3 separate regions of the Homo sapiens genome follow, and all the other regions are linked to region 2. A link is a contact called in ENCODE Hi-C or POLR2A ChIA-PET data. All regions are on one chromosome and are shown on one strand. Each heading gives the region's core, a stretch centred on a gene start or an enhancer-like site at or near the end of the contact. The rest is flanking DNA. Distances are from core to core; before and after follow the strand shown. Region 1 holds the start of LYPD6B (LY6/PLAUR domain containing 6B). Region 2 holds the start of ACVR2A (activin A receptor type 2A). Region 3 overlaps LYPD6B (LY6/PLAUR domain containing 6B).

Region 1 (2,835 bases), core at 303-2,802, 1.2 Mb after region 2:
GAGTGTTGGGCTTGTTGTCAGTGGAGGGGTGGAGCAGTCTTCTTGGCCCTGACCTCACCTTAATAGAGATCCTCCCATTTTGGCCTTGGAGGTTTAATATATAGTCACGGAAGTGTACTGAAATAGTCATAAGAAGGAATGTTCTCCATACAACTTTAAAGTTGTACAGTGCTTTCTGCAGTGAAATGAATTTTTTCACGGAATGGATTTTTTTAACGAGTCTTGAAATTAACATGTGAGGAGCAGCATGACACATTACCTCGTGTGTGTGTGTGTGTGTGTGTGTGTGTGTGTGTGTGTGTGTGAGTGAAGGCCATTTGTTAAATGGAACACCTAAAAATACCATTGTTTTTGTTTTTGCGGTTGTCAGGGGCCTCAATAAATGCAAGCTGGCTCAGGAGATGCTTGACCTCAGAGGTCTGGAAAGACAGATTAGAAGTCTCAGCAGAGGACCAAACCCAGACCCCACTTCTGCAGAAGTTCTGTACCCAGGTTTCCCCACTGCAGGCATAACCAGCAGCCCCTCAAAGGCCCCAGACCAGCCAACTGTCTTTAGAAATGCAGACCCAGGATCAGCTTTGCTACCAGCCATGGAATCTTGGGTCAGTGGCCCATACTCTGAGCTGTGTTTCCACAGTGCAAGGCTGGCCGGACAGTGTTTTATTTCAGAGTTCTCCTGTCTGTGGCATCTTCAGAAGTTAAAGATTTGCTTGACCACTATAAGGTGCCCTGGGAGTGTAGACCTCCCACATCCCAGCTGCCTGGCTGGCAGTGGGTGGGGAGTAAGCAGTAGAGAGAGGACAGGTGGCCCGGAATCTAACAGCTTGCCTCTGGATTCTCCCTAGTAAGCTTGGAATGATGCTGGAGCAGCTCTGGGCCGAGGGGACCAGTCTAACGCTGGACGCAAAAGACTGGGCGCCACCTAGTCTGTTCATCAGGTATTAAATGCCCTGAGTTTTCAAAGCTCTGGTGATTCAGTAGTGGACGGGTAAGGTTCCTGCCTCTCCTGGGGCTTACCGTCCAGGGGTGGGGAGGACGTCACTATATGAAATTATCTTATTTATAGCTTAATGTCATTATTTAAAAAGGGGGAGGGAATCACTTGACGGGTGGGCAAGGTGGGGACGGGGTTGGATGGAATGGTCAAAAAAGGTCTTTCAGAGTTCTTCCAATCCTGAACTAACTCACCTGCACCCTTGGCCCAATCATTTTCACTCCCGAGGGTCTGCACTCCTCGTTTCTACATTGGTTTTCTAGGAAGAAAGGGGTTGGACCCTCCCCTCTTTAAGCTGGGTGGGGTCCGAATCCCGTGCTTCTTTCACTTCCTGAGCCGGGCTGGCTGGGTGGGAACAGGCTCCTTGCCGCCTCCCCAGCGCTGGCCACTACCACACTGCCGCCCGCCTGGGCCTCCTTTCAACCTCGTGGTGGAGCCCTGCGGTTTCCCAGCGGAGCCGGGCCCGGGGCTGCTCCCTCGCGGGCGAGGCTCACCTGTCCCGGCCCGGCCCCCTCCCGCGCCCCAGGTGGTTCAGGGCAGGGAGGAGCCGCGCCCCGCCCCGCGCGGTAGCAGCCAACGCCGGCCCCAGGCGGGTGCGCTGGGAGCCTGGGCCGGGAGCCGGGTGAGGGCGCCGAGAGGCTCGGTGGGCGCGGGCGGCGAGGTGAGCTGGGCCAGCGCAGCAGGCGGGGGCGGTGGTGGGTTCGGGACGGCTCACCCCGCGCCGGAGCGAGTGCGGGGCCGCGCGACTGCGGCGGGAGATGCGCTGCGCCCCTTCTGGGCGCGCTGGGGCAGCCAGGAGCTCGCGGGGCCGCGGGGCCGCGGGGCCGCGGGGCCGCGGCGCAGTGGCGGGGTCGGGGTCTGGTCGCTGCCTCGAGGCGAGCAGCTGCCAACATCTGGACGGGACGGGAGCAGGGGGCCGGGGCAAGGCTGGAGCGGTGTGGGTCTCTAATCGTCCAGAGCCCTGCGGGGCCAGTGACTTCGGCAGAGCCGAGGGGAGAGGAGATACTGGGGGTCAAACTGCTGGAGAGAGCGCGGAGCTGGGGCTGGGGTTCAAGGCCGATCGTGGGGCCAAGAGCGAGCGTGCCAGCTCCAGTGTTTCCCCCTGCAGCGCTTCACGCGCGACCAGCTTGGGTGCCGCCGCTTCCCTTGCCCCGGCTCTTTACTTTTGTTGTTGAATAACCTACCTTACACATTGGTTAGTTACCTGGGGCTTCTCAAAAGCCGGGTCTGGAGGCTGCTCTGACTCCAGGGGGCTTGGGTTGTGAGGCTTCAGGTCTGTATGCCCTGTGGCGTTTGGGGGGAGCTGGTGGGTGGAGGGGTGCTGTCCACCTCCCAAGGCCAGGGGATCAGAGAGTGGGAAAAGTCTAGAATGCTATTTAAATTCCAGTAACTAGCTGTGTGACCTTGGGCAAGTTACTGAACTGCTCTGAGCCTCAGTTCCCTTAAAGTAAAATAGGTATTATTAATATTATAATCATTACAACAGACTTAGGTTATATGATGTTCATGGAGTACATAGCATACTGCTTGATTTTTCCCCCTTTGTGTTGATGTGGTGATGTGTGTGTTGTGGGGTGGGGGCATTCTTTCCCACCCTGACTTGTTCATGGTTAGGCTTCCTCCAGGATGCCTTACTTGCTGACAGCATCACAGAGGCCAAGATTAGGGCTGCCAGTGCACGGGCCCTGCAGATGGAGGGGGTGTTGTCAGACTGCCCTCATCATTACCCATCGTATTTGTCAGAATTGTTTTCTTTGGGTTGGGTTTTGGTCACTTGAAAATTGCCTTATACTATGTAGAAATTGATTGGGTCACATAAATGAAAAGGTCGAGGGTTTCAG
Region 2 (2,700 bases), core at 144-2,643:
AGCGCAGTAAACAAGTATTTGCGCACCTATTACGTGCAAAACAGTTTTCAACACAATGCTTTGTGTGTAAAAGGAACGGCGGGAATGGATTCAAGTTGCGCATCGTGATAAATGGCGTGAATATCCTGAGCGGGTGGACAGCCCTTCCTCCGTGAGTTTTTTCTTTTTCTTTTCTAGTCACCAAGACAGCACGCGTGTGCAGAAGCTGCAGCGGTGGGACGCAGTGCTAAGTCTGGGGGCGCACACACCAGCTCGCGCGTCGCGAGCTCGCCTGGGCAGCTCGGCGGGCGCGGCGAAACAGCTCCCACGTCCGCCTTCCACCGACTCCTCGGTATCAGAGCGGACGAGGCGTCCCCCCAGAGGAAAGACTGGGCGCCGCAGACGCCCCTTGGAGAAGTCCCTGGCCACTCGCCCCACCTCGGGGTCCTCTTCCTCTTGGGCTTCTCCTGACCCTTTGGGTGGGCGCTCCAGACAGGCCCGTCGGACGCGATTTGGAAACGGGTCGTGCCCGGCCTAGCCCGCATCTACTCGCCCGGCCACAGCCCAGCCACAGCTTAGGGACTTTGAGGCGCCCGCGCCCCTTTGTCGCGGTATCTCTAGCCCAAGCAGGCCGGACGCCGAGGCCTCGCGGTATCGAGCCTCCGTCCGCCCCGCCTCCTCGCCCTCCACTCCGCCCCGCCCTCGCTCTCTCACCCCTCCCCCGCTCCCGCCTCGCTTCCCCGACAATCTCCTCGCGCTCCCGGCCCGGCACGCGCGCTGCGCCCGGCCGCCGCTGCCGCCGCCGCCGCCGCCGCCGCTGCCGCCGAGCGTTCCTCCGCTGCGCCTGGCTTCCAGCTTCGGGCCGGAACCGGAAGTTTGGGGGGCGGAGCCCGGCGGAGGCCAGGAGACCGAAAACGCGGCCGAGCCCGGAGCCCGGAGCTGGAGCCAGAGCCTGGACCAGAACTTGGCCGCCGCCTGCACCGCCGCCGCCGCTGCCGCCCGCCGCCCCTTCCCCGCGCCGCAGCCGCCTCGCCGCCACCGCCGCGAGCTCGGCCGCCAGTGGTCCTCGGACTTTAGGTGTCTGGGTTGAAGGTCGGTCCGGACATCGGACCCAGTCAGTTCCCAGACTGTCCGGGCGGCAGCGGACGCCGCTGCCGCCGCCGCCTCTTCGTCGCCTCAGCCTGGCGTTTTGTTCCGAGAGACGGGAGAGGCGAGCGGAGCTGACAGTGATTTTGACAGTGATTTAAACCCGCTTTTGTTGTTGTTGGCTTTTCGTTGTTTGGTTTTGTGTGTTGTGCGTGTGTGTGGCGGTTTTTCCCCCGTGGTGCATTTTATTTTTTATCGTTGTGCTCTTTTTTTTCTTTTTTTTTTTTAACCCAGTGAGCGTTTTTTTTTTTTTTTTTTTTTTTTTTTGGTCTGGGCTTCCGAATATGTTTTATGACGGTTGATTTTACACCAGGAGGTTTGTCTCCGAGGAAGACCCAGGGAACTGGATATCTAGCGAGAACTTCCTCCGGATTCCCCGGCGCCTCGGGAAAATGGGAGCTGCTGCAAAGTTGGCGTTTGCCGTCTTTCTTATCTCCTGTTCTTCAGGTAGGTGCAGGGAGCGCGGCGCGGTGGGGCTGCTCCTGCGGCCGCGGCGGCCGCTGCTGGGGGCCGCGGCTGGTGTTGAGTCGGAGAGTCCAGTGGAGCCTGGGGAGGTTGCCCACTCCCTGCGCCCCTCGGCTGCCACCGCCCCCCCCCCCCGCCCCCAGGTCTGATTGTGATCTGGAAACCTCCATGCATTTTTCTCTTTTTGAGTTGGGTCGGCGAGCTGATAAGAGTGAGTGCTGTGTTGTTGTGGAAGTGAGAAAGTCATGTTTTGTGGCCATAACACTGGATGACAGCGCTGGTTGGGTTGCAATTAAGCCGCAAATACCACAAGTGACAATTTATGCAAAGGTTGAGATCTGAAAGGAGTATTTAGTGTGGGCTCCTCCAAAACAAGGGTTGCTTTTTGTCATCGTTTAATTAGTGCTTCACCGGTGAATATCACGACATAGATCAAGCCAGTTGCTGCTTAATTTTGGCTGTGGGAAACAATACATCCTATCAGCAATTTAATCTGGGTCTCCCCTCACGTTTTCTTCAACTTCAGCGTCCAGCAGTGTTAAAAATAGTTGTAGTTGTTGTTGGAGTATTAACTATAACCCAGTGCAGAAGAGGTATGCCGCTTGGTATTGGTAATGTGCTGGCGTTCAACCACCATTTGTGTGCTCTTTTGGGGCATAGATTTTGCTTACCTACGGAATACTTATTTTAAACGCTTTGTATTGAAGCATTGTTTTCGGTTTAGAACAACCCATGTGAAATTGTTTTTGTTAAATATAGTACACTCATAAAATAGGTTTTAGCTCAAGGTTGGGGGAATAAACGGGCCATTTTATATTGGAAATTTTGATTTTGTGAGGACGTTCTATGGTTGCAACCAGTGGTTGGAAAAACTATCTAGTCTTTTGTATTTGAAATTCTATAAATAAATACAGCATCTAGCTGAAAGGTGTGCAGATGTACATAACAGGAGAGTTAGTTCAATAGATGAAACATTTTAAATAAGTCTCATTGGATCTATTTATTGTAAAATTTAATATTCAGTTACAAGCTTGTGGCATAGAATTACGGGGGACTCTTGGAAACGGGGGCGAATTGACAGGTTTCATGGCCATGTCTTTATCTCGTTTG
Region 3 (2,908 bases), core at 71-2,570, 1.3 Mb after region 2:
CCAAATACCCTGATATATGCCAGTGTTGTAGAGAGTTCTGCCAGCTCTTTGGTAAGCAGCCATTTTTGTGGAGGGATGTGATGAGGTGTATGATTTCACCAATTATTACCATTCTTAATTAGATGGGGCCCAGGTGTGTGTTAATAAAACGCTAGCTCACACTCTCTGTAATGTTAATGGCCCCACCTTGACTTGATTCCAGGGATTTCATGCATTTGATATTGTTCAATTGACTGTATTGCTGTTCTATTCTGAAACATCTCCAAACATCCAGAAACCTGCCTTTTGTTAGAAAACATTCCAGTTGTTCAAGAACGTTACTCATCGTCAGCAGTGGCTCTTTCCTTATCTTTTTTTATCTCTGGTAGGCTGATTACTCTGAGTGCAAACCTTTTCACTGTTCCAGAGAGGAGCCTGACAACCACATTCTCCTTCTCAAGGTAAGAATGGCAGCTGTTACAACAGCCCTCGGCTTTTCATTTGGGAGCTCTGGTTAAGTTGTTGGGAATGGACTCCTGAAAGTCCCGGGACCCTGTGTTTTTCCCATCTCCTTGGCAGTTTGCCAGGTTTCCCATCCTAAGCCCTCACTGCTCACTGTGATCCTGCGGTTTGGAAGCCTGGCTTGTGCTTAAGTTACAATTCTGGTGAACCAAAAAGGGGAGTCCCCATGCTCAGCGAATGGTTGGTAGATCAAAGACTTCTCTGCTTACCACAGAAGCTAATTTGGTCAATTGAAAGAGAACTTCCTCAGAGTAATCTTCTCAGTGACAGATGGGGGTGCGTCGGGGGTGTGGAGCAATGTTCAAAAGTGTCTGCATTAAGTGAAATACATTGCCGAATACACTTAGAACATGTGTGCACTAATTATTGAGCATTTGTAGTTACAGAATCTTTGCATGTTAAGCCTTAGAAAATATTTACTGATCTAAAACAGGACGAGAGTGTTACCCCAACAAAGAAGAGAGACAGCATAGATGGACGTGGGCACATTGAAAGTTATGTGTTTAATTGATGATTGCTTTTTACTTGATGCATTTTGTCTTTTGGTTTTAGGTGTGGTGCTTACTGCGCAGGCTGACCAGGTTAGTGTGTCAGGCCTGATTCCATTTTTTTAGGTGAAGACATCAAATCAGAGGTTTGGTTTTTCTGAGGGCAGGTGGCAAATGCCAAGGAATGCCTGTGTGAGGCTTCGGGGACTGGGCCTGGTTGTCTCATGGTCTTCTTCTTGGCTATCAAGGCTATCAACTACCAGCCCAGAGGCCTTCTGCCTGTCAAACAGGCCTCCCACTTTGCATCTGATGGCTGGAAGAGAGGGAGGAAACATGCAAAGGAAATTGCTTAAGATTATGAGCTGATCTGGCCAGGGCCATGTTTATGTTCCTGTTTCTTGCCTAAAGAGCAGATTGAATTATTAGCACCTGTGTTTGTTAATGATAATTATATGTTTCAAGTACAAAGCAGAATTCTGTAAAATATCTACTAAGATGCCTTTCTAAATGGATAACATTTTATGACCCTAATAAGGCCCAAGACAACAAGCAGGAATTTATATATTATCATCACTCTTTTCCCCGGGGCATATTGGGTGGAATGTGAGCTGTAACTTCAACTTAAGAATCTGCTAGTAAGAAACCCAGAGGACTTGAGGATCAGAGGAATGACGGTCTAGTCATAAGACATATGGGAACATTGGGTCATTTTCCAAAGCAAGGAAACGTAATTCATTGTTAGTAACAGTGTTAAACAGTGTCAGGATCATCATCATCATGATCACCGTGGTGATAAAATGTAACTCTATTATTAACCATCTCTATCACCACCATCACTACAGGTAACATTTGTTTGTTCTTACTGTCTACCAGGCAACACCCTAAGCATTTTGCATGCATTCTCTCACTCAATCTGCACAGCATTCCTGTAAGGAAGGGTCTATTAATATCCACCTTTTATAGTTGAGGAAACTGAGGCTTACCTAAGAGATTAGGTAAGTTGCCCAAAGTTAGACAAGCTAAAAGGTGGCAGAACTGGAATGTAACCCATTGAACAGCACTGAATGGGGCCAACCCATGTGGAGTATTTACGGCTGTGCTTTACTCGATGTCCACACTCACCCCTGCTTGCATTCCCTTTTGTCCTGACCACCACCTACTGTTGACACTCTAGCTATCTCTTCTGCATGAAGGTAGCCAAAAAATTCAAGAGCATTTAAGTAGTTCAAGATCGTTAAAGCATATTTGGCCTATGGAGAACAGCAGAAAGAATTAAGAGTAAAAATCACCCAATTTTAAAAGGTGCCAGTTGTAGTCATGAACACTTTAGTGTATTTTGCTGTTGTTTTCCCCTTTGTATTTACTTTTTTCACATAGTCTCTATGTACTTAAGTTTTGAACTTTAAACGTAACCAAGTCGTTTCTTGCGCTTTTGCCTGTTTTAATGGCTGCTGAGTACTCTATTAAATGTGTATGGTTAGAGAGCCTTAAGTCTACTCCACAAGAAGTTATATCCTTGACTTGCTCCTACGTGATAAGTGCGGAGTTTCTGCTCACCATATGTGATAGCTAATTTCTGTTTTCTGGGCAACTGGGTTGGAATTGTGGGGTGCCTGCATCCCCTCACATTTTAAATACCTTGCATCTTGAGAGGGGTCTCTGTGGGGGGTGGGGCAGGAGTCCTGCTTGCCTGGAGCCCAGATTCAGCTCTGTGCCAAAACTAGCTGTAAGTTACTTTATTTTATGGCATCTTCATCTGTGAACATCTCATCAGCTCTGTAATTCCACACAGTCAGGAGTTTTCTGAACTCTCTTGATTCATAACCTGAGGAGTTTCAATAGATGCAGCAATTTTGGTTGAGCTCAGTGGAGTTACTCTGAGATGCTTTAAGCAGGGAATTTTGTTTTTCAAGATGATC

What was found. A loop is a pair of places that touch in the nucleus more often than their neighbours do. ChIA-PET counts read pairs that join two places held with the same protein, here RNA polymerase II (POLR2A). Pooled maps may share reads with other maps.
Region 1: a pooled map shows a loop between it and region 2 (3-fold over the local background). The contact joins the promoter of LYPD6B here to the promoter of ACVR2A in region 2. A Hi-C loop is called at or near these places in 1 of 37 single-sample maps with no recorded cell type and 2 of 50 pooled maps. POLR2A ChIA-PET finds 5 or more read pairs at or near these places in 1 of 52 experiments (K562).
Region 3: a loop to region 2 is called in a map of CD8-positive, alpha-beta T cell, with 4 times the contacts of the local background. The contact joins the enhancer-like site here to the promoter of ACVR2A in region 2. A Hi-C loop is called at or near these places in 1 of 168 maps with a recorded cell type or tissue (CD8-positive, alpha-beta T cell) and 5 of 50 pooled maps. POLR2A ChIA-PET finds 5 or more read pairs at or near these places in 1 of 52 experiments (A673).

The regions. Positions count from the first base shown.
Region 1 is chr2:149,037,147-149,039,981 of GRCh38, forward strand. It overlaps LYPD6B (LY6/PLAUR domain containing 6B), which reads left to right and starts at 1,553. Exons shown (of 7, transcript NM_177964.5): 1 at 1,553-1,655. RefSeq lists enhancers at 623-682, 1,896-1,945, 1,986-2,045 and silencers at 1,306-1,645, 1,656-1,815.
Region 2 is chr2:147,843,636-147,846,335 of GRCh38, forward strand. ACVR2A (activin A receptor type 2A) reads left to right here and starts at 1,394. Exons shown (of 11, transcript NM_001616.5): 1 at 1,394-1,572. The coding sequence starts at 1,518. RefSeq lists an enhancer at 1-494 and silencers at 621-810, 891-1,000, 1,756-1,835.
Region 3 is chr2:149,160,396-149,163,303 of GRCh38, forward strand. It overlaps LYPD6B (LY6/PLAUR domain containing 6B), which reads left to right. Exons shown (of 7, transcript NM_177964.5): 3 at 369-440. Among named protein-coding and RNA genes, the nearest start is that of LYPD6B, 120 kb to the left of the region's middle. Within about 2 kb of position 1,321, at least 2 of the 41 ENCODE cell types and tissues checked have a DNase peak (open chromatin) inside an H3K27ac peak, as active enhancers do.